Linked DNA regions of Homo sapiens: region 1 is linked to region 2. Evidence: chromatin contacts called from ENCODE Hi-C or POLR2A ChIA-PET data. All regions are on one chromosome and are shown on one strand. The core of a region is the stretch at or near the end of the contact, and the rest is flanking DNA. Distances in the headings are between cores, read along the strand shown.

What was found. Hi-C counts contacts between places; a loop is a spot of excess contacts on that map. ChIA-PET counts read pairs that join two places held with the same protein, here RNA polymerase II (POLR2A). Pooled maps may share reads with other maps.
Region 1: a map of K562 shows a loop between it and region 2 (6-fold over the local background). The contact joins two enhancer-like sites. A Hi-C loop is called at or near these places in 11 of 168 maps with a recorded cell type or tissue (A673, CD8-positive, alpha-beta T cell, K562 and 8 more), 1 of 37 single-sample maps with no recorded cell type and 4 of 50 pooled maps. POLR2A ChIA-PET finds 5 or more read pairs at or near these places in 4 of 52 experiments (MCF 10A, OCI-LY7, T-cell and 1 more).

What each region holds. Positions count from the first base shown.
Region 1 is chr20:54,062,752-54,065,861 of GRCh38, forward strand. The region is part of intron 1 of BCAS1 (brain enriched myelin associated protein 1); the gene reads right to left. Among named protein-coding and RNA genes, the nearest start is that of MIR4756, 4.2 kb to the right of the region's middle. Within about 2 kb of position 1,725, at least 4 of the 41 ENCODE cell types and tissues checked have a DNase peak (open chromatin) inside an H3K27ac peak, as active enhancers do.
Region 2 is chr20:53,958,541-53,961,652 of GRCh38, forward strand. All of the region lies in intron 10 of BCAS1 (brain enriched myelin associated protein 1), which reads right to left. Among named protein-coding and RNA genes, the nearest start is that of BCAS1-AS1, 45 kb to the left of the region's middle. Within about 2 kb of position 1,476, at least 3 of the 41 ENCODE cell types and tissues checked have a DNase peak (open chromatin) inside an H3K27ac peak, as active enhancers do.

The sequences.
Region 1 (3,110 bases), core at 475-2,974, 100 kb after region 2:
AGGTGAAGGGCCCTGAAAGAAGGAAAATCTAATGGCGTGTCTTTTTCAGTGATAACCTGGATTCAGATATTGTCACTCTCCACCAGCAGATATAATGCATGTGTCGTGAAATTGCTCCTGCCTGTCCATCAACCTTTTAAAGAACAGGATTCATCTGGGTGGGACAAAAGCAAAAGGTTACTGCCATCTATTGGCTGATGTCAATATTAGCAGAAATGAATTCAGCCTACAGGACTAGGTCCAAACAACTGGGAAGGCTGAAAGAAGCATTTTGATGTTTTGCAATGAAGCCTTCTGTTCACAGTTGGCAAGAAGATGGCAACTCCTTCAGTGCCCCAAAGGTCCTGGAACTCGTAATAATGATAACCATATATGACTTGTATGGAGAGCTTGCCGTATGCCAGCCCAGTGCTGAAGCTCTATGTAGACATCAGTGTAGCACATAGGATAGGAATGTGGGCTCTGGAGTTTGGAATCCCTGAGCATCACTGAGCCTCGCTGGGCCTCAGTTTCCTCATCTGTAAAAATGGGGATAATTATAGCCTCCATCTCAAGGGGCTGGTATGGAGTCAAACCAGTGAATATAAGCAAAGTGCCCTGAACAGGGCCTGGCACATAAAGAGGACTGCACAAGAGTTAGCATGAGTAGGACTCTCACGGGTATGATCCTTGCTCTTTGAAGCCAGTTTCTCCCACAGGTGCCCGGTAGTGAGACTCTACCGAGGAATCCAGCAACATTTCTGATTCCTGTGATCCTCTCACCGAAAAGTCAATTTGGGGCCCTGGAATTTGTATTTTTAGCAAATGCCCCAGTGATTCTCATGATCAGACACCTATAGAAAATAGTGTGATGGTGACCATCTTCAAGCTTTTTCCAGGAGTGAGGATGCTCTAGGACACAGGACTCTTATGTTAAAATTGGAAAACCCTGGGCAAACCAGAATGACTTGGGTGGAGACTTTTTTTTAAATCCCCGTTTAATAGATGGGAAAACTGAGGCTCAAGGCAGTTCAGACAGTAATTCTTGTCTGTAATAGTTTTCTCCCATTTCTCAAAAAGGAGAAAAATAAATCAGATAGAGTTTTTCATGATAAACGTACAATTGAAAGAGCTAACTTTCATTTTTGAAAAAGAAAAAGTTTGAATGGGGTGTTAAAATGCCCTTTCTTTCATGAACTGATTATATGAGTGTTTTGTCTTTATGACCTTATTTTACATTAAACATACGAAGCTATGGTGGGTGGAGGGGTGTTGTTTTTGAAATTAGACTTGTGTTTGAGGGTTTGGCACTTTGCCACTGGGGGTTGATTGTGGAGGTTCAGATGAGAAAGCCCCTTCACTTCCCCGCCTCCTGCCTGTGTTATGGGGGCCCATGCCCAGACTGGGCTGCATGTGAGAACCTCCCACAGAGTTCTGAGATCCCCATGCCCAGGCCCCTGCCAAACTGATGACAGCAGATTCTCTGGGGTGGGGCTGGGCATCGGGGTACTTTCAAGATCTCTAGGTGATTTCCATGGCTGAGAGCCCCTGTTTTGGATATTTCTGGGGTGAGTGAGTGAGTGTCTCCTGGGGTCAGAACTCTCCTGGCTGCTGCCTACCCTGACCTAGACAACCAAACCCACGGATTCTCAGACGGAGGAATAGCTCAGGCTTCGGAGTCCACAGACCACCATCACCCAGGCACCTGAATACACTCACAACCCTTCTAGGGGCACTGCTTTGCTGACGCACTGTTTCGTGAGCTTGCAAATCAAGAGAACTGTCCTGGGCCTCCAGCTTCCCTTCCCCCAGAACTGGCGGGCAGGGCAGGCTTTCCAGCTGGTTATTCAGAAGCAAGCCCAGATGCCCCACCGGAGGTGGGTGGAGGCTGCCCTCCGCAGTCTCGCTCTCCTGCATCTCTGGGGTTCCCCTCTCTCCTCTTGAGAACAAGAGATCTGGAGTGAGACAGGCATCCGTAAAATCCCACGATCGTGAGGCTTTGGGCAAAGCACTTGACCCTTCTGAAAGTATCTTTCTTGTGGAAAATGACAGTATTCATAATGGTGGCAATAATAAACACATTTAGAGTGTTTTCTCTGTGCTGAGCAGTTCTGATTTGCATATATTTGCCTCTCTTGGTCCTCCCAACAACTCTCTGAGTTAGGTACTTTTATTTTCCCAGTTGTCTTATGAGAAGCCGGAGCACAGAGAGGTTGAGTGGCATGTCCTGATACATCGTGGTACCGTGCGAAGGGGTAAATGTGATGGGAAAGTGCCTGGCAGGGCGAGCACCTAGTAGCTATTAGTGATATAGATGTCCCAAACTCAACTCATGATGGTTCGACTGACAATATTTCAACTTTATGATGAGTATCTATCTATCATCTATCTATCTATCTATCTATCTATCTATCTATCTATCTATCTATCTATCATCTACTTTATCTATCTATCTCACACACACTATATATATAACATATTTACAATGTTTAGGGTATTTTATTTTGGTACCAATTTTCCAGGACTATATATCTATATTTCATATTTTGGATATCTTGTCCTATTCCTCGATGACTTACATTGCTTTGCTAAACGTTTTCTCCTTGGAAATATGCTGTTCTTTGTTTCTCCCTCACAATAAGTGGAGCACAGCGTTTCTGGAGTCAGGAGCGATTTTGGCCCCGAAGGGGCATTTGGAAATGCCTGCATGCAGTTTTGATAGTCACGGTTCAGCTTTGGGGGGCGTGCACTGGTATCCGGTGGGTAGAGGCTGGGGACGCTGCTACATACCCTGCAATGCCAAGGACCGCCCCCTTCCCCCAGCGAAGAATTGTCTGCTTTGCTGAGGGTCGCTAGTGCTGATATTGAGGGGCCCTGCTCTAGTGCCTGGACTTGGGGATGTTCTCCTCGTGTTTGTAGCCAGGTGTCACCTAGGGATCTGCATTTCTGAAAAGCACGTGAGTAAATTCGTCTGTGGTGGTGAAATAGCGCAAGCCCTCTGCCTGGGCTCCCCTCTGGCTCACCCTGGCCATATGCATAAGCCCTGGCTCCGTGTCTGAGAAGTGAGGGGTGGAGGGAAGGACCATAATAGATTCCTTGCGTGGAGCTCCTGTGAAGATTAGAAGGGTGTG
Region 2 (3,112 bases), core at 226-2,725:
TAAGAACAGCCAGAAACATTGAAAGCACTCAAATACTTTTTGACTGATTAATATTATGTATCTTTGTTGTCTGAGCTACGGTGTTCACATTAGAGATAATACAAATTATTATTTATGAAGGATAATTTTTAGTGGAGTGCTTACTAAGTGCTGGGCATTGTGCTAAATGAGATAATAACTTGCATTATTTCATTTATTCATTATGTCAGAACCTTAAGATAGTGGAATTACTTTATTTTTCAGACAAGGAAATGGAAGCTCAAAGATACTAGCATCACCATGGAACTAGCAGGTTTGAGTGCCAGTGTTGGACAGCAGGCAATGACTCCATATTCCACACTCTAAACCACCTCCCCATACTGCCCCTAGAAGGCAAGAGGCACCACTCAATCAATAAACGTTTATTGAGCATTCACTGTATGAAGTTGCTGAATGTTAGATTAAACAAAATGATAAAAGCTTGGATAAGATGGAGGATGACCAAACTCAAATGTGGATGTTTATGGGATGTCCCCTCATCAGGAGTCAACTGTGCTCTTCTTTATTTTTGATATTATTATTGTTTTTAAGAGACAGGGTCCCATTCTGTCACTCAGGCTGGAGTACAGCGGCACAATCATCATTAACAGCAGCTTCAACCTCCATGGTCAAGCAATCCTCCTGCCTCAGCCTCCCAGATAGATAGGACTACAGGTGTACACCACCATGTCCAGCTATTTTTTTTTTTTTTTGAGAGAGAGTCTCACTCTCTTGCCCAAGCTGGAGTGCAGTGGCATGATCTTGGCTCACTGCAGCTTCTGCCTCCCAGGTTCAAGAAATTCTCCTGCTTCAGCCTCCCAAGTAGTTGGGACTACAGGCGCCTGCCAACACGCCCTGCTAATTTTTGTATTTTTAGTAGAGACAGGGTTTCACCATGTTGGCCAGGCTGGTCTCAAACTCCTGACCTCAAATGATCCACCCGCCTCGGCCTCCCAAAGTGTTAGGATTACAGGCGTGAGCCACTGTGCTTGGCCCAGCTATTTTTTAAAAAATTTTTTTGCAGAGACAGAGTCTCACTATGTTGCCCAGGTTGGTCTCGAGCTCCTGGGCTCAAGTGATCCTCCAGCCTTGGCCTCCCAAAGCACTGGGATTACAGAAGGGTTGTGCTCTTTTTAATATACTGCTTAGTGTGAAAGAGGTGGTGTCTGGAAGTTCCGTGTACTGAGGAACATCATTGGTGCAGGTTTCACTAAGATTGACAAACAAAGATCAGACTGTCCTCTCCATAAAATTTAGATCTGTCTACATGGAAAGTGGGTTTTTCCTTCCTCCGTGCCTTGTGCATTGTTCTACAAAGGCCAGTCTTGCTTGAGAAGGTTTAGAAAAAGAAATGAACTGTTGGCTATTTCTTCCCTCCTCATAACCAGCTCTGTCAGCCTTCCCATCACACCCAAAGCTTTGGACACGTAAGGATTTCATTCAGCCTCCAAATTCGGGCTGTGTCGTAAGAGCCCTTCCTACTCAAGCCCATTCCCAAGTGGCCTTTACACTGTGGCTTTGGATCATATCTGTCAACCTTTGGGAATGTTGAGCAGCAAAAAACAAACAAATGCACAAAATGGCTTTTTAGGCAAAAACCGAATGGACATGAAGAGTCACGCATGAGCACTCCACCACCTTCTAGAGAATAAAGTTCTCTCACTTGCCCCCTAGGAGACAGGAATTCTAAACTTCCCGTTAGTTGTTTCAATTTGGCATTCATTAGGGACTCTGTCAATTTAAGGTTTCAATTTGCTTTCTTTCCCCCCATTTCTTTGAGAGCCCTTGGAGAAGAATTGGGATTGAATCAGAAGGCTGTGTTGACAGCAGCTGATCTCAGCTGACATCATGAATCATGAAAACAGACCTCCAGGCTGTCAGGGAGATTACTGCAACAAAGTTCAACTTCTTAAAAAAAAAAAAAAAAAAAAAAAAAAAGAGAGAGAGAGTATCTCAAACTTTTCAGTGATTTTTCTTTATTGCTTATTTTGAGGCATGTAAAGCTGTATGTATGCAAAGGTGACTGAAGTTTGGGTTTACACTTAGAATCTTATTAAATCCATCTGAAGTCACTTCTGTAGCAGCAGTTATTATTAATAACAACTGTTTCCTTCCTTCCTTCCTTCCTTCTTTCCTTCCTTCCTTCCTCTCGTCCTCTCTCTCTCCCTCACTTCCCTCCTTTTCTTCTACCCTTCTTTCTTTTTTCTTTGCAGAGACAAATCAGAATAATTCATGTTGAACTCTGTATTCAAAGGAACCATAAACATAGAAACTTATTTTTTCCAGCTGTCAAAAATAGCAAAGTTACTGTTTAAAGAGACTAAAATTCTTCCAGAGACTATTTAATACTTTGAAGAACAGTTTAAAGACTATGAAGTAATTTCAGAGATTTTCCAGTGTGATATTGAGCAACTTTCTTCATGGAGTTAATTTTTATTCATGACAGTCAAAGGTGAAGTATCTCAGGGCATTCAGCCTGCAGTGTTGAGATGGAATCTACTTGTGGCATTCACGCCTTGTATATTAATGAAATCATTTTTTATTTCTTTCATCTTGTCATGCATTCCTATAGCTTGATACTCTGAGGAATGTTTGAACCATCTCCAATGTATATCACTTAGCTATTCAAAAATCTAGCAAAAGTGTTTGGTGGTCAGTTCACATTTCTTTGAAGGGAATGTTAATGTATTTTGATGGCAATATAATTCAAACACAATTGACATTTAAAAGAAAAAGAATTGGGCTGAAAATTTAATATATGGTGACTATATCTGCAATATTGTTTATCAGACCAGTCTCATGAAAACAAATCCAAGAATGGGATCTACTGAAAATTTCTAGGATCAACAAAGGTAATGGATCTGAGCTTAGTATTTTACCACAATGCTCACTTGAAATGGAATTGGACTAGTCAGGCAAAATTCCCCAGCCAAGGTAAATTTTGTTTTAGTGACAAATATATTTAGAAAACCTATGTGCAAGCTTTAAGTAAGCCATATATTAATTTTCTTCTCCTTTCCCTTATTGTCATTTTAGGTAAGTGCAACAGCTCAATGCATCAAAATGGTACTTCCATAGAACACATTACTAAAGA